4 separate regions of the Homo sapiens genome follow, and all the other regions are linked to region 2. A link is an interaction called in ENCODE POLR2A ChIA-PET data of the cell type or tissue named here. Cell type or tissue: HepG2. All regions are shown on one strand. Links, peaks and the distances in the headings refer to the core of each region. The heading gives the core; the rest is flanking DNA.

Evidence for each region. ChIA-PET counts read pairs that join two places held together with the same protein. Peaks named below come from ENCODE experiments on the same cell type or tissue, not always from the same donor. Only the 100,000 strongest peaks of a DNase experiment are listed, where the experiment ranks them.
Region 1: POLR2A ChIA-PET joins it to region 2 with 7 read pairs; 3 of 35 experiments call an interaction of 5 or more read pairs at or near these places.
Region 3: POLR2A ChIA-PET joins it to region 2 with 5 read pairs; 7 of 35 experiments call an interaction of 5 or more read pairs at or near these places.
Region 4: POLR2A ChIA-PET joins it to region 2 with 5 read pairs; 6 of 35 experiments call an interaction of 5 or more read pairs at or near these places.

What each region holds. Positions count from the first base shown.
Region 1 is chr2:113,152,714-113,160,394 of GRCh38, forward strand. No RefSeq gene overlaps it. Among named protein-coding and RNA genes, the nearest start is that of PSD4, 17 kb to the right of the region's middle. RefSeq lists a silencer at 4,349-4,878. In HepG2, for the core only: no CTCF peak of the experiment used is centred there; a DNase peak (open chromatin) is centred at 3,818; H3K4me3 peaks cover 1,753 bases.
Region 2 is chr2:113,216,415-113,224,083 of GRCh38, forward strand. PAX8 (paired box 8) reads right to left here. Exons shown (of 12, transcript NM_003466.4): 11 at 3,678-3,764; 12 at 1-2,195. The coding sequence ends at 2,119. Among named protein-coding and RNA genes, the nearest start is that of PAX8-AS1, 16 kb to the right of the region's middle. In HepG2, for the core only: no CTCF peak of the experiment used is centred there; DNase peaks (open chromatin) are centred at 2,107, 3,147 and 3,737; H3K4me3 peaks cover 2,318 bases.
Region 3 is chr2:113,161,506-113,167,700 of GRCh38, forward strand. No RefSeq gene overlaps it. Among named protein-coding and RNA genes, the nearest start is that of PSD4, 9.4 kb to the right of the region's middle. RefSeq lists a silencer at 1,367-1,661. In HepG2, for the core only: no CTCF peak of the experiment used is centred there; DNase peaks (open chromatin) are centred at 3,566, 3,966, 4,836 and 5,986.
Region 4 is chr2:113,284,878-113,292,558 of GRCh38, forward strand. No RefSeq gene overlaps it. Among named protein-coding and RNA genes, the nearest start is that of PAX8, 9.8 kb to the left of the region's middle. In HepG2, for the core only: no CTCF peak of the experiment used is centred there; DNase peaks (open chromatin) are centred at 3,564 and 3,954.

The sequences.
Region 1 (7,681 bases), core at 1,246-6,245, 64 kb before region 2:
GATAATTTTTATATCTTCTACTGGATTTTAGTCTGAATTAATATTATAAAATATCATACACAACATAAAAATCTTACAATGTACTTCCATTTTTCTTCCCCTTCTGTGCTTTGTGCTTTTCTTGTTATACATCTTGCTTCTATAAATGCCACAAATCTCCCAAAATCTTACTATTTTTGCTTTAGTCAATGAACTTTTAAATAACTTAATACAAACGTGAAAAAGTATTTTATATTTATCCATATATTTATCATTCCCACTGCTCTTCATTGCTTCACTGTAGATTATAATTTTTATTTAATATCATTCCCTTTATCTTGAATAATTTATTTACTTTTCATATAATACTGTCGGATTTTATTTATTTGAAGATGTCTTACTTCCTATTTACAAATTTTTTAGGGGATAAAGTCACTGTAAGTTGCTAGCTTTTTTCCTTTTAGCACTTTAAAGATGATATTCCATTCTGGCTCGGCCTGGTGGCTTACGCCTGTAATCCCAGCACTTTGGGAGGCCGAGGCCGGGGGATCACTTGAGGCCAGGAGTCCGAGAGCAGCCTAACAGCATGGCGAAACCCTGTCTCTATCAAAAATATGAAAATTAGCCAGGCATGGTGGCGTGCACCTGTAATCGTAGCTACTTGGGAGGCTGAGGCAAGGTAATCACTTGAACCTGGGAGGCAGAGGTTGTAGTGAGCCGAGCTTGCACCACTGCACTCCAGCCTGGGAGACAGAGCAAGACTCCATCTCAAACAAACAAACAAACAAAACAACATTTTGTCCTCTGGCCTACATGGTTTCTGATGAAAAATTATCCGTCATTCCTGTATGCAATGTACATTTTTTTATTTGGTTGCTTTTAAGAGTTTTATCTTTATCTCTGTTAAGTCAGTAACTGTGAAAGGGTCTGAGTTTTTATTCTGCTTGCAAGCTAACTAGATAACCCATCACAATTTCATAGATTCTAATAGAAGATGGTGGAAGACAATTTATTACTCACAGCAGCAGTAATACACAGACTCCTTGAGCCCCACTTTTTTTTTTCTTTTTTTTTTGAGACAGAGTCTCGCTGTGTCGCCCAGGCTGGAGTGCAAAGGCGCGATCTCGGCTCAATGCAAGCTCCACTTCCCGGGTTCAAACAATTCTCCTGCCTCAGCCTCCAGAGTAGCTGGGATTACAGGCGCCCGCCACCACGCCCGGCCTTGAGCCCCACTTTCTACAGGGACTTGTGATGAGCTCCATATGTTACCTGAACACATAGTGAAGCACATTACGAAAAGGGACCCTGGTCGGGCGCGGCGGCTCACGCCTGTCATCCCAGCACTTTGGGAGGCCGAGGCGGGCGGATCACGAGGTCAGGAGATTGAGACCATCCTGGCTAACACGGTGAAACCCCGTCTCTACTAAAAATACAAAAAATTAGCCAGGCATGGTGGCGTGCACCTGTAATCGTAGCTACTTGGGAGGCTGAGGCAAGGGAATCACTTGAACCTGGGAGGCAGAGGTTGCAGTGAGCCGAGATGGTGCCACTGCACTCCAGCCTGGGTGACAGAGCGAGACTCCGTCTTAAAAAAAAAAAAAAAAAAAAGGGACCCTAATATTAGGAGGCCCTGAACTTACACAGGGGCTGTTGGCAAACCTGCCCAGGCTTCCCCCTGGAGGGCAAAAGTTGGGATGTCTCTTCATTCTGGGGTAATAAAGATACAGATATCGCCTTCATTGATGTGGATTTATTTATATTCCTTTTGGCACTTTATTTAAAAAATGGTTATATTTCTGCTGAAATGCCTGGTTTCTTTACCCGTTATATCTATATTTTGCTGAAAGTGTTTTTTAACCATATTTATCATAGTTTTTCTTTTTAATTCCTTGTCTTTTGATCCCAATATCTTGGTCACCTGTGGGTCTATTTCGATTGATTTTTTTCTCTTGACTATGGCTCACATTTTCCTGCTTTTTTGAATGTCTAATAATTTTTTGTCATATGATGAACATTGTGAATGATACATTGTAGATGCTCTGCATTCTATTTTCCTTTGAAGAGTGTCAAGTTTTGTTCTAACAGTAAGTTAAATTATTGAAAACTCACCTTGGTTTTGTGGAGATTTGGTTTTGTGCTTTGTTTGGATGAATTTCTTTTGGTTTTGTCCCTAATTCTAGGGTATATCCCTTAATGCTGGGATGCAGTCTTTCCTGCTAAGGGGTGGTCATTCTAGGGTTTCAGTGGAAAGCACAATAGAACCAAGTCCCTCTCAGATGGTGGAACTTTCCCAGAGACGGTAACTAACTGCTCAGATCTCTGCTCACTATTGATCTCCTTCAGGTTATCTAGATTCTTCCTCCTTGCATTGTTCATTCAGGAATCTGCCAAGAGTTTAAAGGAGTTTGCATGTAGTTGTTGGGCTTCTGTTCTTTGTGGCTCCCTCCTTCAGGATTTCCCCCCTCAAAGACATCCCACTCAGCCTCCCAAGTTTACAATTTACAAGTGTACCTCACACTACTGCTTATATTCCCTGCTAGCTGCAAGCTCTTGGAGTTTTCAGTTCATTGTTTTAACCAGTGCTTGGCATATATACAGTAGGTGAATACTGAAGTGAATATTTGTAGAGTGAAGAAATGAACTAATAAGTTATAGGATTATTAAACCTAGCATCAGATCCCCATCTAAAAAGATTAAGCAGTAGTGTTGCACATTGATTTAGAGCAAGGGTCCCCAATCCCCTGTTCATGGCCTGTTAGGACCATGTTGGGGGTGGGGGATTGAGAGCAAAGCTTCATCTGCATTTACAGGCACTCCCCATTGCTTGTATTACCACCTGAGCTCCACCTCCTGTCAGATCAGCTGCGGCATTAGATTCTCATGGGAGTGCAAACACTATCGTGAACTGTGTGTGCGAAGGATCTATGTTGTGCATTCCTTATGAGAATCTAGTGCTTGATGATGTGTCGCCGTCTCCTATCACCCCTAGATGGGATTGTCTAGTTTCAGGAAAACAAGCTTAGTGCTCCCACTGATTCTACATTATGGTGAGTTATAAAATCATTTCATTATATATTACAATGTAATAATAACAGAAATAAAGTGCACACAATAAATGTAAGGTGCTTGAATCATCCTGAAACACCATCCACTCCCACCTCCCCTATCTGTGGAAGAATTGCCTTCCACAGAAACCAGTCCCTCCCTGGTGCCAAAAAGGTTGCAGACTGCTGATTTAGAGCATGGTCTTTGGGTCTTGCCTGATTGCCTGTCCGTGCGTCCTTGATCAGGTTACTCAGCCTCTCTGTGCCTCAGTTTCCTCATGAGGTGTAAAGCTTCCTAACTCATAGGGTTGCCGTGAGGATTAAATGTTTTAGGACAGCTTATTGCCTAGCACTCAATAAATATTAGGTGTTATCATGGTTGTTGCTGCTTGTAGAGAGCCTGGTCAGCTTCATTTTAGCAGCATCAAATCAAGAAATGGACCTCTCTAGGTTGCCAATTCCTAGGGGAGCTAAAATGTTCACTAGATATTGTGAATAAATGTGAACTTTCAAGAGCCAATTCTTCAAGATGGATCCTGAGTGGCTAACTCGGCCTAAATCTGTTTTATTTTATTTTATTTTTCCGTTTTTACATGTCAAATAACTGGACTGTATTGGTCTAAATTCAAAATAGAGCCAAGTGGTCACTTGCTGACTAAAGGTCACATATGCTGAGCTCTCTGGAAACCAGCACCTTCTTGTTTCTGGGATTTTCAGAGCTCACCTGAACCAACCAATCAGAGCTCACCTGCCTTGGCCAATCAGGGCTCAGCTGTATCACCCAGTCAGGACTCAGATGTATTGATCGATCAGAAGTTGGCCTTGTAAAGCAATCAGAACTAAGCAAATTTCAAACCTTCATTTGCACAGGAAACCTGTGTGGGACCATTTGCTATGAAACCCGAGCCTTCCCTTTGTTCTTTGGAAGGGCACCTTTGTTTTACAATAAAGGTTGTGCCTCTCCAGTTTACAAACTGCTTACTGGAAGATTCCTTCTGGAGAACTTTTATTCACAATATACAGGAAATATGGAATCATTTAACTCAAAATGTCATTATACGGTGCCTTACATAGTTACAGAAATAGAAACCAGATAGTGCCATCAAGGGTGATATTGAAAAATAATAGCGTCTCGCCAATGACAACCTGTTCTGAGCTTATGTTTGCTAAAATAGATTGAGTGTAAAATCACAGCTATTTGCTTCTGTGCCACCAATCCCCAAACCAACTAGTGAATGTTCACCGTAAGCCAACAGTTACAGACAGGTGAAATTTGGAAATCAAATAATGCAACTTTTTCTTGTGCCCAGTGAATGGTAAATGAACAAGGGGTTTGTAGGGACTCCAGACAGTCCCTGTCAAGGCTCACGCGTATCTGGGGCGGGCCTCAGTTTCCGGTTCAGGTACTGGAAAAATAACCGGAGGGCTTTGCAGAGCCTGCGGCCCGGTAGCGCACAGGCCAGACGACGGCGCCGTGCGGGGCGCGCAGGAGGTACCCGGCCTGCCCGGCGGCCCAGCCCGGCGCCACAGCGGTCAGACCAGTCCCACAGCTTCGCCCCCGCCACCCCCAACCCCGGCCCGGCCTCAGCCCGCCCCTCCCCGCCCTGCGCCGCCGCCCGCCCGCCTGCGCTCCCGGAAACCGAGTCCCTCCTGCGAGCGCGCAGAGCCGGACTGGCCCAGCCCCCCGCGCGCGCAGCCGAGGCCCCGCAGCTCTCGCCGCCCCCAGCCGGCGCCTGGGCGCGGGGCCGTGGGGCGCGCGGGCCCGCGGGAGGCCGGAGCAGGAGCCCGGCGGGAAATGGGTAAGGGACCACGGGGAGGCCTGGGCCGGGCGGGGGCACCCCCGGCCGTCGCCGCCCTCGACGGTGACCGTGTGCCGTGCAGCGCTCTCGCCACGCCGGCGAGCACCTGCGGAGCGGCTGTCGCTGAGGGTTAGGGTCCCTGGAGCCGGAGAGAGGGTTGAGAGCGAGCAGGGGACCCTGAGGATCCAGCCTAACCGAGCGGCGGAGACTGGGACGGCAAGGGGACGCTGTCTCCACTGAAGGAGTCAGCCTGGGCTCTCTCGCCGCGGGCGACTCCAGCCGCGCTGTTGGATCCTGGCTCCAAGCCCCGCTGGCTGGCGAGCAGGAGGAGCCCTTAAAGCCATCCAGGTGTCAGAATCAGGCGACACTGAGGGCTTTGCTCCTAATCTGTCATGGCCCTGTGCCTCAGTGGTTTCTGGTGCTCATGACCAGGCCAGGCTGTGGCCCCGGCTTGGTGGGAGCTGCCCCCCCGGGACTGCACTGGGCTAGAGGACCAGGCAGCTCTTCTCTACCCCCTTGGGTGCTGGCCCTCCTCCTAGGTGTGTCTAGCAAGAAAGTATGAGAGATTTCTGGGAAGGTAAAAAGTGTCTGCACAGCTGACAAACTCATATCCCTCTAGGATTTCTTTTTGGCTCTAGAATTGTCTAGCTCATCTTTTCTGTAGGATGATGGAGCTAAGAATGTGAGTGAGTTCTTTGCTGGATTTTTCCACGCTGCAGGATGGACTTGCTGCTCTGGTCAATGCACTCGCCAGACCTCTGTGTCCATGGTCCGCATGTCTAGGTCAGGGGACCAGTATCAAAGTGAAGACTGGGCAAGTAAGCCCCACCTGCCCTTGAACCTCAGGCTTGGCCCCTCCCGAGGCCCAGAGCTGATTGAATGTTAATTAGCAACTAATTGGATGTCCATGAGACTCTCTACATAAAGAACACACCAAGGTCAGGTTTAGACAGTGTGTAGTGCCAAGTGATTCATTCTTTTCTTCCAGACGTGATATTTCCTGTATGTGAAGCATATAAAGAAGAGTCATTCATTCACTCATCTAGCAGATATTTACTGAGTGTCAACTACGAATCAGGCATGCAGGCACTGCGAATACTACTGCTCTTATTTGCATATGGGTTGGAAAGAGAAAATAAGCAAGTAAGCTGTTGAATGACATTATTTCAGAGAGCAATAAATGCTGAAAACACAAAACTGAAAAATTCCCAAAAAGAGGGATATGGGGCATGACAGTGAAACGTATAAGAGAAATTGGGCCTTAACTAGAAAGTGTAGCAAACAGACTTTCTAAATTAGGTGGGAAAATGGTCTCATGTTCAGGTCCTCAAAATCTAGGGGCACAGAATGAGGTGCCCTCTGTTCCTATCAGCAGGGAGTTATAAGCTGCTTATAAAGGATCAGTGAGAAATGAACTAGTGGTGAGTAGCCCCTCTCTAAGAGTATGTTTCTTATTGGGAAGCTTAAATCTAAGACAGAGATTAAGATTCCCAGAAAACATGGTCTATTGACTCACTCACTCATTTGTATATTTATTCAACAAATATTTATTGAAGGCCTGTATGTCCCAGGCACTATTCCAGGTTTTAAGGATACATCAGTGAACAAGACAATCCTGCATCTCACAGAGCTTATTTCTTGTGGGAGAAACAGACAATAAACAACATAGCAATTTTAATGTCGTGTCAGATGAAGGATCTGAAGAAAAGCAAGGCAGCTTAAGGGGTTAAAGTTGATAGGGGCTGCTGTGTTCAACAGAGTAGTCAGGACAGGCTGTGCTTAGATGAAATTTGAGCAGAGACGTGAATGTATGTGGGACATAGCCATGTGACTGCCTGGGGGAAGAACATTCCAGGCAGAGGGAACAGCAAGTGCAAAGGCCCTGAAGCCAGAGCGAGGCATGAAAATGCTGGGCATGCTGGACGAACAGGGAGGAGGTCAGTGTGGCTCTGGGGTGGGGAGCAGGCATCTCAGAGACTTGTCTTAAAGGAGGCTGGGGTAGGGCTCAGCCTTGACCAAAGGCACCCAGGAAAGCAGATGGTGTCCCTCACTGCTGTGGCAGGAAGATTTACAATCTCCAACTTATGGACAGGCCTGGTAGTTTATGCCAAGTAGGGCAAGAAGTGATCAACAGAGATGGAGAGCATGTCTTTTGCTAGGAGAGGTATCATTTGCTTTTCTTACTCACACTCTGCATCCTTCAAAACATTATGGGCAGCCTAACTAACATGGTGAAATCCCGTCTCAGCTAAAAATACAAAAATTAGCCAGGAGTGTTGGCGCTTTCCTGTAATCCCAGCTACTCGGGAGGCTAAGGCATGAGAATCGCTTGAACCCAGGAGGCAGAAGTTGCAGGAGCGGAGACTGTGCCACTGCACTCCAGCCTGGGCGACAGAGTGAGACCTTGCCTCGAAAATAAAATAAAATATAATAATCATCATAATAATAACATTATGGGGCCACACAATGAGAATTAAGTGGGCAGCAGACCCTGAGGTTTTCAAATTTAGTATTAGGTTGGTGCAAAAGCAATTGTGACGTTTGTCATTACTTTTAATGGCAAAAACCACAATTGCTTTTGCACCAACCTAATAAATGCCCAGGGAATGAAAGATGAGAAAAAACCTGCCTTCCGGGAAAATTCCAATAATCTATTTTTATTTTCATCCTTAAAACTATTAGATGATCTCATTAACAGGTTTTTCTTAAAAAAAAAAAAAAAAAACCAGCCCAAGAGCATATAAATCATTAGCATTTATTGAACACATACTATATGCCAGGCCCTACTTTGGGTAACTTGTGTGCAGTAACACAAATAATTCCCGCAGCAAGTCTATGCAGTTTATACTATTATGATCC
Region 2 (7,669 bases), core at 1,638-6,637:
CCCTTCTATCTGACTCAATCCCAGTGTTGTTTGTCCAGCTGCCCATATTCACCTGGGCATCCCAGCTGCAGGCCCCTGCCCCCTTGTTCCAGCTGTGTCCCACATGGAGAAGGTCCATGTGGACACCAGACAGCCCCCTGGAGTGCAGAGCCCGAGCTGTCACATTGCATTTCCCAGATTTCCTGGAGGTGGTTGGCCTAAAGTGCTAAGTCTCTACAGCCTCCCTCACCTTGTCCTGGCCACACTACACTCTACCTCTCCATTCAGTCAGGTCAAATCTTTAGCAAATCAAAAGAAATTAAATCCCCAGTGGCAGCTCCAGAACCTCCACTGGGTCTAGAACCATTTGGCATCCCTGATGAGGACTCTGGGGTTTTGGGTAAAAGCGTTGGGCTTAGAGTAAGAGGACTTGGTTGAATCTACTACTTTTCATCTTGGACAAGACATCTCATTTTTTTCAAAGCCTCAGTTTCCTCATATGTAAAATGAAGCTGTATGTAAAACAGGGCTAATTTCAGCTTAACTTATATGAAGCCTTCCATACTGTGCCTGGCACACAAGAGAGCCCAGTCTTCTCTCTCCCTTCAGAGCTGTTTATGCAGGCTCCAGTCACAGCTATTCCCGGATCCCTCACTAACCCACCCTGCTGATTCTCTGGCTTCCTGTTAATAACAACAGCAACTCCTTGTGGGGAGTCTATGGTTGGCTCAGTACTGTGCTATCCTTGCATTTGCTCAGTGTTGAAGAACTTGGGATGAGTGAGGTACCCAGCGTTCAACGTGAATTAAAGGCAGAGGGAGAAGGCCAAGCCAGAGCTCTGGGGCATCAGATGGTCCCTTCCAGCCCACGGCCCCAAAGTGAGTTTGTCGGCTACTCAGCTCTGATGTTCTTGGGAGAAAGCCCAGCCCCGGGATGCCTCCTTCCCCAGCCAACCCCAAAGCCTGAGATGAAGAGCAATGGTTTATTGAGTCATGTGGTAATGGCAGGTTGTCTTTAAAAAAAGAAAGAAGCATCAAGGAGAGAAGCCCCACAGGGCAAAGAGAGACATTTCACTCAGAGGCCAAAGTCTGGGGGTTAGAAAGAAGGAAGCTTGACCCAAACAAAGTTTCATTTACAGTATATACAGTCAGGCCTTGGGGGCAGGAGCTGCTGGGGAGCAGAGAGGGACCCTCTATCGCTGGCTTCAGGGGGTGCCTTGGGTCCCTTCAGTAGCTGGTGGGCGTGAGCTGCAGGAAGCACATTTGGCTTGGCAGGAGCTGTCAGGAAGGGGAAGCGGGTTTCCTGCGATTCTGCCTTGTTCTGCCCTGGGTGAAGCCGCACACCACACCTCACCTCCCAGGGGCCCAGGCCCTGTGGAATGTCTGTTTTAAGCTCCCTGGGGCTGGCCTGGCTGACGGCAGCTGCCAAGGGGATGCCGCACTGCAGGAGGACCTGGGGTGGTGCTATACCTTCACAGCAGCAGGCAAAAGAGGTCAGCTGACAGCCTGGTGGAATTTCTGAGGGACTCGCTCCAGCCCTCAGCCCATGCCCAAGAGGGAGGTGTAGAAAGAGCCAAGCAAATGGAGTGGAGAAAGAGGACAGCCAGAGCCTCCGTGTGGGGCAGGCGGGAGGCTGAGGGAGGTGACTCCCTGGGTGGCTGGTGAGGAGAGCCTCGGCACCAGGCTGTGACTTGTGGGCTGGAGGGAAGTGCTTATGGTCCATAATTGCTAGAGTTGTGTTAATAATGGAGCCATGGAGGTGCCCTGTGCACCCCTTGGGCCCGGGCAGGAACCATTCGCCATCCCCCCAAGTTCCTCGGCTATTGCTTCTTCTCTCCTTTGGTGGGTACCGGCTGGGGGCTACATTTCTTCTTCAATTTTGTCTTTTTCAGCATGGCATGGTTCTCTTTCCCTGGGACTCCTGCCCCTCATTAAGGAGTCTTGGAGGACAGTTTGGCCTTGTCCAAGGTCATCCTGTCTTTCATGGTTCATTAAATTAACCACACAGGGAGTGTGCCGCAATGCTGGACTTGTGGTTATTTTTCATGTAATAAATAAAGATTCCTTTGTGTGACTCTCTGGGGCCTGTCCCAGGCTGAGTCCTCCTGTTGCTCAGTCGCTCCCACTGTCCCCATGGCAACTACAGATGGTCAAAGGCCGTGGCAGTGGTGGGCGGTGCACTCGGCCTTGATGTGGAACTGTAATAATATGGGGAACCTGGACACATTAAAAAAAAATAACAACAACACTGCTGGTCAGAAAGGAAAATTGCACCATAGCCTTCCCTGCATCTGCTGACCTTTAAGACAACACAAGTTAATCATTCATTTCTCTGGCCTATCTGATCATCGAAGATTAACTCCTCTCCAGCCCTATTTCCTCCTTCTCTGGCCTCACCTTTGAGTTTCTGGCCAGAATGAGAACAGTGGCTTCTTGCCCCTTCCCCCTATGGCTGCTTTGACCTTCAACACCCTCGTTGCAATAGGGAGAGGGCAATAGAAAACAATTGCATGTGGAACCCCAAAGAATCAAGTGCACTGAGAGGTCATTGGGATCCTCCCTAGCCTTGCCCAAACAGTGCCAGGACAGAGAGTCTTCTTTCTTAAGACCCAGGGAGATTAGACTGCTGAGGGGTCAAAGGGGATCTGGGCTTGACGGCCCTTAAGGTGAGGCTCTGCACACCTGCAGGATGGGCAGCCTGGGGAGGCTCAGTGGGAAGGTGCCTGAACCCTGGCATGTCTCATTGCCCTCGTCTTTTCTGGCTAAATTGAATGGAAAGCTGGGTTGGAGTTGAACTCATCTGGCAAACAGGGCCCAGGTCTGCCACCTTTCAAGTTATTTCTGGAATACAAAGAGGTAATGGGAGGAGAGGGGGTCTTGGGGAATGGATGGTTCCTAGCCTGCAATGGTGCCTGTGGGGTTGGCCATCCTTGGATCACTGCTTCTGTCTGGCTCCGGTTTGCTCTGATACACCCAAGGCCACCACTCAGGGAGGCTCTAGTGGGATCCCTCAAGTCCCCCCATTGGTGGGGTTTTGCTTTGCTGAAAAGCTTCTCTTCCCAGTTCAGGACCCCAGGACAAGAGAGGGGTGAAGAGAAGCCTGGAAGCTCGCTGAAGCTCACTCTCTGGACCTCGACCCTGAATACTGTCTTCATCTCAGGCTAAATATGGGGAATGTGGTGGAACAAAAGATTTCTGTTTAAGGGTTTGGTGCTGAATCATGAGTATTTCTGAGCCACTTAGATGGTTAATGGGGGCAACAGGATGGCATTCTTGAAACTGGCTCCCAGGAAGGAGGGCAGTTACATTCTGGCGGGTGCCCTGCGTCAGTGTCTGCACTGTGGGACTGTAAGCCGTGGAGGCAGGAGGTCCTCTCTTAGGCTTTTCTCAAGTCCTCCCTTGTCCTCCCCTTCAAGGCCTGAGCCCTGAATCTTACACAAAACAAAGATTTAAAAGACATGGGCTTGAGAAGCAGGAGGGAAACGAATGCCTGGAAGCCTCTGGACTTCTGCCCTCTTTCCCCAAACAACCAGGTACACTGCCCTCCTGCTGCCTTCTTCCATCACAAACAGCACCATCTCCCAGGCCCTCTGTATAATCTGAGGACTCCCAGCTTTCAGGTAACCTTTGACCCACCCTTGCCCCCCACCACTCCATCCATCCTGCCCAGCAGAGGCCTGGGCAGCCCCAGGGACTTACTCAGCAAGCTGGAGTTGGGGAAGCGCCAGGCCTCGCTGTAGGAGGAGTAGGGGGTGTGGCCATAGGCATTGCCAGAGTATTCACTTCCTGTTGGAGGCACACAGGGGAGAGGCCTGTGAGGTGAAGGGCATCAATGCAGGGCTGGGGTGTGGGAAGGTCTGCAGGGCTGGCAATGGGCAAGCTCAGGAATGGTTGGGGAGACAGTTGGAGCCACGGCAGGGACAATGGAGCTCAGAAGGTCCCTCTGTCATCCCTTTTGGAACCCATCGATCTGGAAAATTTGGGGCAGTGTCCTTTTCCGTAGGTACTGGAGGCACTGGCTTGACATACTACAGCCCTCCCAGGAGGCCCAGAAGGTAGATGTTATAACTACCCCCATTTTCCAGATGAAGAAACTGAGCCTCTGGGATCTGCGGAAGCTCCCAGAGCTGGAGGGTTTGGTGGAGCTGGGAAACTGTGCTGTGAGTGTAGGGCCCAGGGACTAACTGCTCCTTCTGCTGCCTGGACCTTCTGGAGAAGGGCTCTTCTGGGAGGGCCCCACAGCAGGGGTATGGGGTTAGGGGCCAAAGAGGACATCCATATATATGAACCTTTTAGCCTCGCTAGGTATGAGTGTGTGTGTTTGTGTGCATGGGGGGCTGAGGGGAGGTGTGAGGGTTAAGGATGGGAGAGGAGGGAGAGCCCCAGAGGGCACACACCCTCAGGAAGCTGTGTCCTGGGACTTGGAGTAGTTTGTTGTTCCATCCTGAGTCTGCCGCTTTAAGCAAACTCAACGTATAAATTTACACAAAGTAAATCAGATCACCTCCTTCTGTTAATGGATTCTTGAGTTTTCCAAAGGAATTATTTACCGAAGAAATTACTTAAGAATTCCCTTACATAACAAAAACAAAGTCAAACTGATCACCACAGCTACTACCGGTGCTTGGTAAAGAGCTTAAAGTTTGTAAAGCACTTTCCCATACATTATGATCTTTTATTCTCAAGACTACCCCATGAGGTACTCATGGATACTACCAATTTATAGAAAAGGAAACTGGAGTGCAGCATGATTAAGCAGTTTGCCTCAAATCACACTGTTGTTAAATGTCAGAGTAGAACTCGACCTTAGGGCTCTTGACTCCAAATTGCAGATAATCCCTTTATTCACTTATGCGATAATTCCATTTACAAAGCTAGATTCCTGCCAACCCTGAGACTCAATGAATGTCCACCCAGCCTTTCAGAAACTCACCTACGATTGGGAGCTATGTGGTTCTGAGTCTCCTTCCCCAGACTCTTTGGAGGGGTTGCTCGAAACTCCCTGACTCTGGAGCTGACCTGTCTAGAGTCAAATCCTTACTTCCCATTTCCTGGTTATGTAAACTTGGACAAGTCACTTAGCCTCTCTGAGTGAGTGACTTACAGGTGAACCTTGGTTTCCTTATCTGTAAAATGGGCCAAATAATTATCCCTATCTCATTTGGTTTAATGAGAATTAAATGACAAAATATGTATTAAATGCTTAGCACCATGCTTCAAATATACAGGGAGTGCTCAATAAATCTAAGCTTTTATTATTTTCCCATTAAACAGGTGCGAAAATAAAGCTCAATGGAGGCTTAAATCAGTCATCCAACCAGTCTTAAGGCCTGGGTTGGGGTTAGTGGGAGCTGCTTTATTGCCAGACAAGTAGGCATTTATACAGGAAGAAGAGAGATGAAGAGGAGCAGCCTAAAGCAGAGAAAGGCTACTGGATCCTCTCCTTGTCTAGGAAGTCAATGACGGACTGAGAACACAGTAAGAAAGTTCCTTAGGGGCAGAGACTAAGTCTAACGTAAATCAAGCAAAAAACATGGGTAAAAAAAGGAAGGGGGTAAAGAAGTAAAAAAGCAAAGAAAAAAAAACCTAAGAAATAATCTAATCGAAACATCTATTTAACAGATGAAAAACTAAGAAATAATCTACTCTAAACATCTGTTTAACAGATAACACAGCTGTGACATAGGGAAGTAAAGACATTTGGCCAAGGTCACATATTCAGTGAAAGCCAGAACTAGAACCCTGGCCCCGTCCTTCCACAATGGCACTCTCTCTTGCATCTCCCAGTGCCAACTGCCTCCTGTTTAACTCAGGTCTCCCGGGTTTCAGCCGATTCTCTACTGGCCACACAGCAAGGGCCCTCTCACCTTTTACCACACCCTACCCAATGGCAAACACAGTGAGCTCTAGAGGACAAGGGAGAGAGGTGGAAAACATGATGTGTTTACCCTCTCATTTTGTCACTCATTCATGCATTCACTCACTCACCCACTTATTTATGTATTTAACTACCATTTACCGAGTACCTCAGTCACATGGAACCTGGGGCAGGGGATGGAGCTCGGTAGGTGGTACACACCTGGGTGTGGCATCTTCCCGTCATCAGATGTGCCTACCTGCTTGCAGTCACAGCAGATGAAACGTCTCTGCCCCGATGAAAGGCCAACCCTGCCTCTTTGCTCTGCATCCCACCCTACTCACCTTTCCAAGGATTTGGCCGCTCCAATGATCCCGTTTTCTGTTTCATCAGTCTCTCCCTTCACCCTGCAAACATATTCTGCTATCTTCTGTCTTTAAAAAATCCTCTTCCTATCCCCACATTCCTCTCTAGCTACCAGTGCCTTTCTCTGCCCCATGGTCTCTGCCTTCACCTTCTTATCCCTTCCTATCAGGCCAACTCTGATCCCCTCAAGTCCCCACAGTCTCTAACTCCATCATACCAATGGTCACTTCTATATCCTCAATTCCCTTGACCTTTTAGCTCATCCCTGTCTCATGCCTTTGGGTTTGTGATGCCCAGTCTTCTGTTTGCTTTGTAACTCAGTTGTCTTTCCTACTCATTCTCCTTGCTGTTCCTTCTCTGTTAGAGCTCTAAATTGTTGAAGAACCCCAGGCTTGGTTTCTAGTAGTCTTGTCATTAAATGACAGCTTTGTGCAATGGCTGAAATTTATACTCTAGTCAGGATTCTTTCCTGGCTTCAGACACACATGATGTACCTGCTGACTTATTAAAACTGGACATTTAGTAGGCATCTCAATCATAACACGGCCCAAAAAACTCTTGATTTCCACTTGCCATCTACTACATCACTTCCCCTCCTGGTCTGCCATATATATACTTGCCACCATCATCCATGCCCCAAACCTACAAATGATTCTTGTTTCCTCTATTTTCTCATCCCAACAGCCAATCTACCAGCAAGGTTTGCTGGCTTTGCAACCAAAATATATTTTCAGGGTCTCTTTTTCCCTCCTTCACTGCTAATTCCCTAACTCAAGCCACTGTCATCTCTTGCAAGAACTACTGCAACTGTCCCCTAACTGGTCTTTGTGCTTTCTCTCTTGACTATGTACAATTCATTTTCCTAGAAATCAGAGTAGCCTTTTAAAACTCGACCCAGCCACTACAATTTTGTGCTACCATGCTAAACTAGTTCCTGCCTTAGGTCCTTTGCCCTTGCTGTTCTTTGGTCCAGGGATGGTCTGCCCCAGTTTATCACTTGAATGGTCACTTTGAACACCTTCTCAGAGAGGCCTCCCCTGACAGCCCAATCTAAAGTAGTTATCTCCTCTCCCTGTGGCTCTTTATTACATCATCCCATTTTATTGTCTTCACAGACAATAAATTATTATGTTCATTCATTGACTTATTTATTGTCCATTTGTCTTCACCATTAGGTTATAAGCTCCAGGAATAAAGGAATCTGACTTATTCACTGCTGTATCCCCAGCATCCTATACAGTAGACCTTCAACCAGTATTTGTTAAGTGAAAAAGTGGTAAATGGATGGAAGGATGGAAGGATGAATGAAAGTGTGAATGATGGAAGGATTGATGATGAAAGGATGGATGGGTGAAAAGATGGATGGAAAGATGGACAGATAAAAGGATGTATATATAGAAAGATGTATAGATTAATGGAGGAATAGATTGAAAAGGGGATGAAAAGATGGATATAGGAGAGGAGGGAT
Region 3 (6,195 bases), core at 1,196-6,195, 55 kb before region 2:
GGTTGCGGTGAGCCGAGATTGCACCATTGCACTCCAGCCTGAGCAACAAGAGTGAAACTCCATCTCAAAAAAAAAAAAAAAAAAAAAGATAGAACTTACATAGGTTAACACTCTTTAAAAATATTTTTAAAGGCAATATTTACATGTATTCAAAAATCTTTTTAAAATATTAATGCAAACAGCCCTTAAGGTACACAGTGAAAAATCTCTTTCCCTCTCCTGTCCTGTCATCTCCAATTCTCCTCGGAGGCAATTTCTTGAGAATACTTTCAGAGCGACATATTCTATTTGTAAACAAGCATATATGTATGTATACCTTCCTTGTCTTCTTCTTTTTTTAAAACATAAATAGTAGGAAATAATACTTAGGTATGCACTTTTTAAACTTAATATACTTAATCATTCTGCTTCAAGACATATAGACAGGTTTCATCTTTCTTTCTTTTTTTTTTGAGACGGAGTCTTGCTCTGTTGCCAGGCTGGAGTGCAGTGGCATGATCTCGGCTCACTGTTACCTCCGCCTCCTGGGTCAAGTGATTCTGCTGCTTCAGTCTCCTGAGTAGCTGGGACTACAGGCATGCACCACCACAACCAGCTAATTTTTGTATTTTTGGTACAGACGGGGTTTCACCATGTTGGCCACGATGGTCTCGATCTCTTGACCTCGTGATCCACCCGTCTCGGCCTCCCAAAGTGCTAGGATTACAGGCATGAGCCACCATGCCCGGCTTTGCTTTTTTTTTTTTTGGAAACAAGGTCTCACTCTGTCACCCAGGCCGGAGTACAGTGGTACAGTCATGGCTCACTGCAGCCCGACCTCCTGGGTTCAAGTGATCCTCCAGCCTCAGTGCCCTGCCCTGCCCACCCTCTGCCCAGTAGCTGGGACCACAAGCAGGCGCCACCACGCCAGGCTGAATTTTGTAATTTTTGTAGAGATGGGAGTGTCACTGTGTTGCCCAGGCTGGTCTCAAACTGCTAGCCTCAAGCAATCCTCCCACCTCAGCCAGCCTCCCAAAGTGCTGGGATTATAGTCGTCAGCCACCACACCCGCCTTCATCGTTTTTAAGTACGTATATGCTGCTGTATCTCATTGAATGAGCTACCATATTTATCTAGCCAGTGCACTGTGGGTTTATAAGCTATTTCCCCCATCTCTATTTGTTTGCTGTGATAGACAATAACACATTAAGCATACCTGTACCTATATAATCTCAGTTCTGTGACTGTTTCAGCAGGAGGAATTCATAAATGTGGTTTAAAAGTTACTGCCAGTCTGCTTTCCGAAGGCATGCATGTCTTTGTACTTAGGAGAGTGCTGCTTTCCCCTCGGCTCCACCAACTTGATGTATCATCAACTTTTTATTCTTCCCAATTTGACAGATGAGAAAAATGCCATCATGCTATAGTTTAAATAGGTATTTCTTTCTAGTGAGTTGTGTTACAGGACTTACAAGCTATTTGTATTTCTGTGGACTGTTCATATACTTGGCCTATGTTTTCAATTGGGTTTTTGTTGTTGTTACTGAGTTATCATTTCCTCTTCATCTCTCATTCCTAGTCCCAGTGATTTCCCCTCACACTTACCCTCTAACCCTACCCTCATGAGCAACAGCTACTCTGACATATTTATGATAGGTTTATCCTTAGATTTGGATGTATTTAAGAAAGATATATGATGTTGATTTATATATGCATGTATTTTTAACCCTACATAAATTGCACTATGGAGCTGGGCACAGTGGCTTATGCCTGTAATCCCAGCCTTTTGGGATGCTAAGGTGGGAAGATTGCCTGAGGCCAGGGTTTCAAGACCAGCCTGGGCAACAGAGCAAGACTCTTGTCTCCAAAAAAAAAAAAAAAAAAAAAAAGGTAATAATAAAAAAAATTAGCCAGGTGTGGTGGTGCACTCCTATTTTCCTAGCTACTTGGGAGGCTGAGGCTGGAAGATCACTTGAGCCCAGGAGTTTGAGGCTGCAGTGAGTTATTATAGCATCACTGTACTAGAGCTTCAGCAACAGAATGAGACCCTGTCTTTATGGGGTCACAATTGCTTCGTGCTATAAATCCTTAAATTTTTCTTGCTTTTTAAAACCAGCACTATTTTTTTTTTTTTTTTGAGACAGAGTCTCGCTCTGTCAACGATCTTGGCTCACTGCATCCCCCGCCTCCTGGGTTCAAGTGAGCACGCTCAGCTAATTTTTGTACTTTTAGTAGAGACGGGGTTTCACCATGTTGGCTAGGGTGGTCTCAAACTCCTGACCTCCAGTGATCCACCCGCCTCGGGCCCCCAAAGTGCTGGGATCACAGTTGTGAGCCACCATCCCTGGCTAACCAGCACTATGTTTTTTTTTTTTTTTTTTTTGAGAGTGAGTCTCACTCTGTCTCCCAGGCTGGAGTGCAGTGGTGTGATCTCGACTCACTGCAACCTCCGCCCCCCCAAGGTTCAAGCAATTCTCCTGCCTCAGCTACTCGAGTAGCTGTGATTACAGGTGCCTGCCACTGTGCCTGGCTGATTTTTGTATTTTTAGTAGAGATGGGGTTTCACCATCTTGGCCAAGCTGGTGTTGAACGCCTGACCTCGTGATCCACCCTCCTTGGCCTCCCAAAGTGCTGGGATTATAGGCATAAGCCACCGCACCCAGCCACCAGCACTATTTTTTAAAAGATCTATTTGACTGCAGTGTGTACTCTTGGTTTGTTGCTTCTAATTGCTGCATTGTACTCTGTAGCTGGAGTTAGGGAGTTATTGTAATAGTCAATTCCTACTGGATTGGTCTAGAAAGGTTGTATGGAGAATTGGCATTATGGGGTGAGCCTCGAAGGATGAAGAGGACTGGGGAAGGAAATGGAGCTGTCCAAGAGGACGTATGAACATGCCAAGAACATTTAGGGAAGGACCCGTTGCCTGCTGAGGCCATAGGTCAGGGTGTGGTTGTGTGTGGTCATAGGAGAGGCTGGAGAGGTCTCAGATAACAGCGTTGGACATTCCCTAAAGCAATGGAAGAGAGAGGCAGTTAGGGGCATTGTTAGAGAATGGGGGACGAGGGTGCCAGGTGAAGATTTTCTAGGACAGGAGTGATCTCTCAGTGGAGAATTAGGCAGGCAATTGCTGCAGTCCTCCAGAAAAGCGAGGACGCGCTCTGTGAGCTGGTGGAGCCCAGGGGCCTGCAGGGGAGGAGGATCCAGCAGGACTGGGTACCAAAGCCATGAGGGGAGAGGGACCTGGGCTGGTGCCAAGGTTGCTAACTTGGGAAGCTGGTGGATGTGATGCCAGTCTAGACAGGTCCTGGGAGGGGCAGGCACGGGCATGGGATGGGAAGGATGCTTACAGGCATGTGAGCAGGCTGCGAAGTCTGATGCTCTGCTGTACATCCAGCTAGAAGATTCCTGCTGGTAATTAAGACGCTGGGCTAGAGAGGGAATTGTGAGCCTTTAGTGAGTAGGTGGGAGGTTAACATGTGGGACTGGGTGAGGTCCTCACAGAAGAATGTGAGGGCGAGAGATGCCCATCAGGAACAGAGCATGGGGCAGGTTTACAGGGAGGAGCTGACAATAATATGTGGTGCCCTTTTGAACTCTGGCCTTTCCTGGCTTGACAACCTCTGGAAATTATCCTCTTGGCATGGACTCTGTGCTGCTGTGGAGCCTGGGCAGGGGAGGGATGGGAGGTGGGTATATACAATAAGGCCCAACGAGTGGACTCTGCCTTTCTGGAGCTCTCAGTGCGGCCTTGGAAGATGCATAGATGTATTGAGTCAGAGAGGAGGGAAATGGCCCCAGGAAGCTTAGGTGTGCGGGCTCTCCTCCTGGGGTATGAGCTCCGAGGCCCCAGCGCTCTTCCTGCTAGGAGCTGCCAAACCAGCCGTCCCTTTTGTCTTCTGAAGATGACAATGGATAGAGTGTGGGTCAGCTCCTGCTGCTGCAGAGGGCACTGCGAAGCTCACGGCTTTGTTGCTATGGGCAGGGTTAAGCATGAGCCTCCCCAGGGGAACACGTGACCCTTTACAAGGCCCAGGAAATGTCCTGCTCTGAGTTTGTCTTCCTCCTTCACTTTGTGAGAGCATACCTGTTCTCTGTTTAATGACAGAGCTTTGCTTTTCTGCAAATCATACCCGCTTGAATTCGTATTCAGTGATTGGTGGCCAATCAGGGCTAATGAGCATTATAAGGAAGACTTTCAGCTCTTTCTCCAAAGGAGAAAATGCTGCAAAGGTCAGATCCAGCTGCACAAAGTGTCTGCTCTTTACATATCCCTACTATAATTTTTGAGATAAGAGTTTTGATATTTATTTATATTTATTATATTATCAAATAATATTTAATATTTTTCTGTGAATACATATACTTAACAACATAAAGTAGATATTTTCTACTTTACTGTGTTCCTAAATCACAGGTTTGCTACACTCTATCTTATTCTAGTGCATATTGAAGTAAATGCTTAACTATTAATGTTTAGTATGTGTACCACATATCCATGTAGGCAAACACAGCCTCAGATTTGTGGGTTCATGGAGAAGGTAATCTTGGGGTTCATGGAGAAGGTAATCTTGGGTTAATCTTGTTAGGATATGCTTTATCCTAACCCTAGGTAGGGGAGGAAATAACCCTTTTCCTCTTCCTTCTTAGGTTTAGGGACTGGGACCTGCAAATTAAACTGACAAAAGCCAGATTAACAGAAGAAAAAGGTTTTACTCACATGTACATGGGAGCCAACAAAAGTAGTAGCTGGCTTGTTAGATAGTTAAAGTTCAAGGCCATGTACCTAACTCAGTAGGGGAAAGGGAGGGGGCAGAAACAGTAACTTTATTATTTTTGCTGATGACAAACATAAAGTATATTTATTTTAAAAAGTTGAATACATATGAAACAAGCATGAAGAAATTGAAATCATGTATACTGTTGCCAGGCACAGATAGCTACTGTCAATCAATGCTTTGATGTTTTATTGCCTAAATACACAAACACAAACAAGTTTTTTAAAAACTGGGACCATAGGCCGGGCGCAGTGGCTCACGCCTGTAATCCTAGCACTTTGGGAGGACGAGGTAGGTGGATCGCCTGAGGTCAGGAGTTCGAGACCAGCCTGACCAATATGGTGAAACCCCATCTCTACTAAAAATGAAAAAATTAGCCGAGCGTGGTGGCTTGTGCCTGTAGTCCCAGCTACTTGGGAGGCTGAGGCAGGAGAATTGCTTGAATCTGGGAGGCAGAAGTTGCAGTGAGCCGAGATCGCGCCACTGCACTCCAGGCTGGGCGACAGAGCAACACTCCATTTCAAAAAAAACCAAACAAACAAAACAAAACAAACAAAAAAAAAAAACTTGGGACCATAGTGAAATTATAAATAGTTTTCTTATTTAACAAAATTCTATGAGCATCTTTCCATTTCATTAGATACTCTTTAAAAACAAAATGGCTAAAGGTTGCCTAGGTTCACCATATGGGTATATGGTTACCCAGTAATCTATCCATTTATCTCATTCTCTATTGTGGATATTGAGGTTATGAGCATTTTTGCCATTATAAGTAACTGCATGCACATGTGTTTCAGCAGATGTTTTGTGGGTGCCTTCTGGTGCCAAGGGGGCTGGGGGAGAGAGGATGAATAACTACAGTGCCCAACTCACTGCTCATGTGAAAAGGACAGACCTACAGCAAGTGGGCTTATCTAAAAAAGAGCTGGGAAGGAGCCCAAGAGAAGGACCTTGAGAGAGAGAGTCTGAGCCGAGCTTTTGTGCTGGGGCAGAGGAGAGCCAGGGAGCTGTGACCTGGGTGGCCCTGTCCCTGGCCGTCTGTCCACAGACACTGGGTGTGCTTCATTTGACTGGCCACGGGCGGGCAAGGACAGCCTCCCAAGGTCACTGCGTTGGTACGGGATTGGGCAAACAAGTGCAGAGATGGAGGCTTGTCATTCACTTTTATAATCACTTCCTGCCCTTCTCCAGAACACCCAGGGCAGCACCAGCGCACACATGTGCTCAGAGGTTGGTGATGTCAGCACTGGGCTGGGCTGTTCTCCCTTTCCTCTTTTCCCTGCCTCTAGGAGACTTCTCCCTCCCACTCTAAGGTCACAGGCGGCAAGGAGAGGCACCTTTGGCCCCTGCCACGTGCCCAGTCATTGGAAGCCCTGGCCCAGCCCTACCTACGTGCTCTGATCCTGGGAGCCCACAGCTGAGCTGGCCAGGGGGACTG
Region 4 (7,681 bases), core at 1,657-6,656, 68 kb after region 2:
CTATGGAGTAGCTCCAAGGCATGGACAACTGTAATAACTCCAAGGAAGCATTAGAATAAACTAGAAAATAAACTTAAAAAACAGTGTCAGTGTTAGGGGCCACTAGTGGACTGTTGAGAAGAAGCTTGACCCCAGTAACGAGACGTGTGATTTTTAGGCCCACAGGGTGGGTAGGTAACTGAAAGGATGTAAAGGAAATCAAAGGCTGGGATCATGGTGAATCCCATCGCTCTCCGACTGAACTCCTACTGTGCTTGCAAAGCACAGACACAGAACACACTTGTGGCAAGAATGAGTGAGTCATCCATTTACACATTTTCTAAACTTGTTTTAAAATTCTTTCTATTTTTAGGCCTACCATATTTTATGTCACATAGCGTTTCCTATTATTTGTTCCAAACACCACTCCTTTGAACCTCCTGGAGTGTGCTGTGTCCGTGGTAATTTCTGTTCACTTTGTCCACATTCCCTGCACTTTATAGATTTTGATCCCATCTGCTCTGAGATTTTATTTTTTTAAGTAGAATCACTTGCTCCAGTGAAGATGGCCTAGAGTCTTGAGAGAATGATTTTTTTCCTATTTGGGGTCTGGTACACTTTCTTCCATAATGCAGAGAGACCATAGGGGTCACACTGCTGGGCTGGGAATCTGGTGGCCAAAGCCGGAACCCTGGCACATTCTCATACTGGCTGTGTGACCTTGTGCCAATCACTCAACTTCTCTGAGCCAGAGTTTCTATGTCTGAAGACTGAGACTAATAATGGTACTTCTCTCGTAAGATATTATGATATTTAAGGCAGACAAAGTGTTTGTAGCACAGTGAGTGCTCAATAAACGTTAGTGGCTGAAAGTCGAACTAGCCACAAGAAAGATGTCAGAGAAGCATTGCTCATGGACCTTGGTGTGGTGTCACAGTCATTATACCAGGGATACCGAGAGAGAGAGAGGTCCCAAAAATGGCAGCGGGGCAAGGCGGCTGGGGAGAAGGGGCAATGAGGGCAACCTGAGGAGGTGGTCTCTCAGGTGTGAGTGAGCTGATTCCTCCCTTCCATCCTGGATCTGAGTGTGCACTCTCTGGGGCTCAGGAGTCTGCTCTTACGGTGTCCAAGACTACAGTCACAGACAAGAGCCTACTCCAGCAGCTCAATGGGCTGCCAAGTTCTACTGTCTGAGAACCCTCTGAGTTCTGAGAGAGTGTTGCATGCTACCAGAGACCTGTGGCTCTGGAGAGCAGAATCCAGAATAGAAGACACCATTCCCATGGCTTCCAGAGCCATGGCATTCCAGGCTCAGTTTCCCCATGAACCCAGGAGGTGGAGGTTGCAGTGAGCCAAGATAGTGTACTCCACAAAAAAAGATTGTTCTGTAATGAACTGTATGCATAAATATTTTCCTGGAGAGATGAGAAGTGACAAATGGAACTGTGGGAGTACAGGTTGGGCACCTTTAGAATGAATATGGACAAGTTGGCTTCCCTTAAACCTAGTCTGTCTTGTCTTTTTGCAGCTTTTGAATATCCCTTTAAAGATTAAAGGTAAGCAGGTAGGGAAGTGTAAGAAGGGAGTACCTGGAGAGATTCCCCAGTCCAGGGCCATTGCCATTTTCCAGGCAGTGACCAAGGTGTACAGAAGTTTAGGATGCGCGTCCTGACTAGGTAATGCTCCTGCTCCTGAAAGGAGCCTTGACTGCCCACAGGTAACCAGGAAATAAAGAGAGGGTACACGTCGACCCCCTGAGATCCTCAAGCCACTTTGACAGGTCAAATTAGGTGACTGAGTTCAGTCTTATGGTTTCTTGTTCAGGATTCAAGAGATAGCTGTACTGCCATGTTTGAAACTTAGTCTCTCCATTCTAGAGCCCAAGGATTTGTGAGTTCTGGAAAGCACCCTGGACTCAAAGTCAGAGAGACCTGGGCTCGTGATACCGCCCTGCTCTGAGCAGTGTGACCTCAAATTCTCAGGTTTCTCACACTTAGTAAAACTATACATGTAACAGCCACATCTCATTAGCAGGGTGACATGAAAATGATTTGTTAACTATTAAGAAATGGAGAAAAGTAAGCGATGAGGCAATTATGATGATCAATATAGGGCCATAGTTCCTTTACCAGGACAGCCCTTTCTATTTTCCTGTCTTCCTCTCCTTTGATGTATTTAGCTGTACAAGCATTTACTGAGCATCTACTAAGTGCTGGACTATCTACTAGGACCTGGGAACACAGTGGTGACTGAAACAAGAACCATGTCCTCATGGAACAAATAAACAGATCCTGGTAGGGAGGTGTGCTTCATGCTGTAATGTGGCTGGAGTGTAGAGGGGGAGGTGCGGGGAGCAGTGAGGGTACCCCACAGAGTCTTGACTGTCCAGAAAAAGAGACCTCTAAGCAGAGACTAGAAAGAAGAGTTGGAATCCACCAGGCAAATGTGAGAATGTGAAGGTAAAGGTGGAATGTTCTGGTACTGGCAGAAAAAGGTCCAGAAGTCAGAGAGGGCCAGGTACATTTAGGGAACTGAGTTCAGTGTAGTGGGAGATAAAAATACAGTAATAGAGTGCATGTTTGTATGTGCGTGTGTGTGTGTGTGTGTGTGTGTGTGTGTGTGTGTGTATCTGCAGTGAGAGCTGAGAGATGGGTCTGGGAAAGTGTGTTGCGTTAGATCACAAAAATCTTTGTAGGATGTTGAGAAATTTGGACTTTATACTAAAAAGCAAAGGGATCTTAGCTGGGGAAAGTGAAGGAACAGACATGTTTTGGAAAGCTCTTTCTGGCTACAGTGTGGCGAATGGATTGGAGGAGGCCAGGCTGCAGGCAGGGTGGTGTGTTGGTGGGGCACTGTGTTCCCATAATTCTAAGGGATGATGGCAGCCCTGAGGATAGAGGGAAGTGGTGATGGGGATGAGTGGGGAAATATTGTCATAGTCAGCTTTTGACTCTCAGTTCTATCCTTGACTGGTGGTGATGGGCTGCAGCCCTGTGAAGACCAGAATGAGTGTAAGCCCCATCCTATCCTCCCATGTCCTTTGGTGAGCTTCAGCTTCCCCAAGCCCAGTAGTCACTGCAAGCAGATATAACTCCTCCCACCTCAAAATCTTCCAGTGGCCCAGGGGAAGTTTCTGTTTGATGACAGTCAGATCAGAGAATTGAGGAGGGGATGCTGGTCTAGGACCAATATTGCCATAGATGGGCTGATGGGATGCTTGATCCCTCACCTCCAAGTCTTGGCTCCAAGATCAGCTTCTCAGGGAACTCTTCTCCAGTCCCCCTATTGCAAACCAACGCTGCCTCCCCCACCACGCCGCCACCGGCTTTATTCCTTTCTCTCTGCTTTATTTCTCTTCACCATTTGACATATTGTCTGCTTCGCTTATTTATTTGTCATCTATCTCCCCCTAGTAGATGGTAAGTTACATGAGGGCAGGAATTCTTGGTAGTTTTGTTTACTGCTGTATCCCCAGTGCCTAGAACAGTGTCTGGCACAGAGACAATGCTCAGTAAAAGCTTGTGCTTACACAAGTGTTCGATGGAATGACTGAGTGGCAAGGGTAACACAATGACCTCATTGTGATGGTGTGGTGCTGGGTGCTGGGCACACAGCAGTTAATAAGATAAACACTGGACTGAAGTCTTAGCTGTGCCTGCCCCTCATTGGTTCTTGGCAGCTAGTGGCAGAAGCAGAAACTCAGTAGCCTTTTATTGTTTACCTGGGCATGCTGCCTGCCTCTCTCTTTTTTCTGGATAGCTGAGGACCCTCTGAGTAGAATATGGGTGAGAATTGGGCACAGACCATGGGCAGGGTCAGGGAGTGACTTCCCCAGATCCCAAAGGCAGTGGGAGACAGCCAGACCAGTCTCCTCCTCATCGGCACTCAGTCTCACCACCAAAGGCTCCAAATCTCTGGGCAAAGGTTATAGCACCTGCTGCCCAGGGAACATGTGACCACTTGAGCGCTGCTGGGTTGGAACAATCCACACAATCAGGCCATTGTACTAAACATGCAGGTCTCCTTGCCAAGCCACACCTCATTCCAGCACTGCCAGACCCTTTTGGGGCCCTGATTTACAGGTGCCCTGAAGGGGGAGGTATTGTTCTAATGGCCCTGCGGGAGGATGAGGTCACTTCTGTGGGACTGTCTTACTCTGGCCTGCGCTGAGATCCAGGGAGAAGTAGATGGGAGAAGGAGTAAATAACCGCTTTATAGCTTCAGGCCCTATGAGGAGTGGTAGACAAGATCATCACTGTTTGACTCCTGATGACATTGGCATTGACTATTGTCCTCCAACATTTGCTTTGCTTGGTGAAGACTGTTGAGCACTTGCTGATTTTTCAGAAGTCCAAAAGATTCTCTTCTGTCATGACTGGGTCCAGAAATTCCCATCAAGTCACTATCCGTTCTTGAAGATCTTCTTTCCCAGAACTGGTTCTCAGCAGACCATTAGACAAGGATTTGGTGCTACTGAACTCTTGATCTGTCCAAGATTGTGTTGGTTATTGTCCTTCTAGGAGCAAGGAGTTCTACAGGGCTTTGTACCCTGTTGACACTCAGGCCAAGGTCACTGGTAGGTTTCACTCCACAGGACCATTCAGTTACTGCAAGGAAGTCCCTGCTTGGGCCGTTTATTTTTTTCTTTATAAGTAACCCCAAAGGAGATGGCATGATGACGTAGAATCCAAATTGACTAAAGCAACCTTTTTTTTGAGACAGGGTCTCAGTCTGTCACCCAGGCTGGAGTGCAGTGGTGTGATCACAGCTCACTGCAGTCTGAAGCCTCAACCTCCTGGGCTCATGCAATCTGTCTGCCTTAGCCTCCTGAGTATCTGGGATCACTGGTGCACACCACCATACCCAGCAAATTTATTTTATTTTATTTTAGTAGAAATGAGTCCCGTCATGTTGCCCAGGTTGGTCTCAAACTCCTGGGCTCAAGCCATCCTCCTGCCTTGGTCTCCCAAGTCGCTGGGATTACAGGTGTGAGTCACCGTGCCTGGTGTCCATAGGAACCTTGGTTCTAAAAGGCAAGTGAATAAGGATATACCTTTGCTTGGTACGTTGCAAGATATTTGAGTGCCTGGCATGTAGTGAGTACTAAAAAAAGGTGAATCCGAATCAAGAAGCTTAAAGCCAACCAGGGCCATTGTGGGTTCTGGATATTAGTTATAGGTTCAGAGATATCAGTTCTGCTTTATCCCCAATCCTCATCATACCTTTCCTCAAAGAGAGAGGAAGAGATGGCGCCAGCACTCACCCTTTCCCATCTTCACTTGCAGGAAAGACACTGGTTTAGAAGTCAGGACCCAGGCATCTGAGATGCCCTTGACCCTGACCCTGGCTCTTGGGGCCCAGCAGGTGGTCTCTGTGTCCCATGTTTTGTCTCTCCAGAGTCATCCTCCAGGGGAACACACACTCACCCCGACCATGGGAAGGGAGGTCTGGCTAAAGGAGGAGGCCACTGCAATGACTGAACACCTACTTTGTGAGCAAGCACCAACTATGTGTCAGATGCTGTCCAAAGTGCGGTGTGTCCAACATTTTCACCATTCTTGGTGCCTTATCTCTAAGGAAAAAGGTCTGCAACCTTGAACTTCTGAGTTGGACTGTCTTGGAGACTCCTCTATGCAAGTTACTGTGGGACCTTACAGGTGATTTAGCCCTTCTGGACCCCCAGTGACCTCACCTGTGGAATGGGGATCATGAGAACACCTTCATTTCAGGAGTTGTGTGAGGATTAAATGAGATGATGAAGGCATGGCACAGGGCTTGTTATAAGGGCTCTGCAAATTTTAGTCATGCGGGTGATGATGAAGAAGAAATGCGAGTGCTCTAAAGGCTCCCCAAGGTGTTATCCTTGGCTTCGCTGCTGCCTAGAATTTGCAGCGGGGCAGCAAGAAGGCCCTGATGCTGGCAGTCCTGGGAAGCCTGAGTGTTTCTCACTTGCCTAGTGGCCTGGGGACAATCACTTTCTCCTTCCGCACCTTCAGATCGGGGTCTGAGGGTTGAGTCCCCAGGGCTCTGGGTCAGAGGCACAATGTCAGAGTTGTTCCAAAGGACAGAAAGTCCCCTCTCCTCCAGGCGCCCAAGCCACACCCTTAACTCCTCTGGGTCAGGCCACCTCCTGTCCCCTCTGCCTGCTGAAGGTGGGAGGAGTAGGGAGGAGGGGTGGGGTAGCAGAGGAGAAGGGCCCTGGAGGAACGGCGAGCCCTCCAGGGCCAGGGTGTCTCTCCCCCTCCCCGCCCAGAGCACAGCGGACTTGCTCTAGTTCTCTCCTCCCAGCGGCTGGGTCTCCAGGTGCCTTCCTTTAATTAAAAGTATTTAGCCTTCCGCTACACTGGCCTTCATTTGCATGGGATCCTTCTTTTTATGCAGCCTCAGTATCAGAACGAGCCAGGAGGTTAACGGAGCGTCGTCGTGCAGCGTCCCGGGACACCAGGGCCCAGCGCGCGCTCTGCTTCCCGGCGCTGCCCTCTGGGACTCCGCAGGCGGCGGCTGTCACGGGGCTGGAGCTGTCAGGTTTCCAGCCCCTCCGCCCCGCAGGGCTGGGCCTCCGGCGCGAGGAGAGGCGCAGCAGGTTCCCCATCCTCCCCTGGCAAAGCGCGTTCACAGCCCGCCTCTCCATGGGCTGAACGAAGGAGGAAGACAGCTGTTTTCTGATCACCTACGTGCTCCAGACACTGGACTGAGTTCCATGGGTATTCCAGGGAAGGACAGTCACAACTCCTGCCTGGAACTCATAGCTCCTCAGGAGGAATCTGTATTGGTGTCTACACAAAGGACTATGACATCAGGTAGCAGGTGGTTAAAAACTGCAGGAATGTTTCACCCGAAGTGGCACTGCTTGTTAGAGAAAAGCGGGACACGAACTGTCAGCGGCAGATCCTTACAAATGTTTTTTGTTTGTTTTCTTAGATGAACATTCTGATGCTTAAGGTAATCAGGCAAATTCACCAAGGCCATGTAGATGGTGGCAGGCGGGCCTGGGGTTTAAACCCCAGCCAGCTGGTCTCCCAGGTCCATCTTTTCCCATTCAGGAGAGGAAGCTGACTGCGTGAGACCAGACTCCTTTCCCTCCAAGTACTTGCGCTCTGATGGAGGCTCAGACACAGACCTGGGAGACTCCAGATCACGGTGTTTGTTTCTGACTCCAGTCGCCTCTGTCTCATGGTTCTGGCTTCCTCAACCGACCTGAGGTTTTGTCTGTAAACTGCTCCTGGCCTGCTCACTGTCCCACTCCAGTTCCTCTCCATCCCCAGGCCAACATCCACCCCTTCCAGCTGCCCCAGGGTCTTAGGGACCAAGGGACAAGAGCAGGAAGGAGGCCTGATTCTTACAGATAAGGAAAGGGAGATGCAGAACAGGGCTTCTCCAGTTCTGCTGAAGTTTTTACTCATTACCCCAGACTGACTCAGGAGTCCCACCCCCCTCACTTCTGTAAGCTAGTTCGGATGGTCCTTTTCTACAAATTTCTCTTCCTTGGACTAGGAGACAGGCATCATGGGGGTGGGGTGTGGTAATGGGGGTTGCTGTGTTTCATTTCCATGCAGAGCGTCTGATGCAGAGTAGACAGCCAATATATAGTGAATGAATGAATGGATGGGTCATAGATTGGGCTCAGAAGTAGACGTAGACGCCCATGTAAAAGACAGAGGAGGAAACAGTGTGCACGAAAAGGTGGAAGGGGTGTGGAATC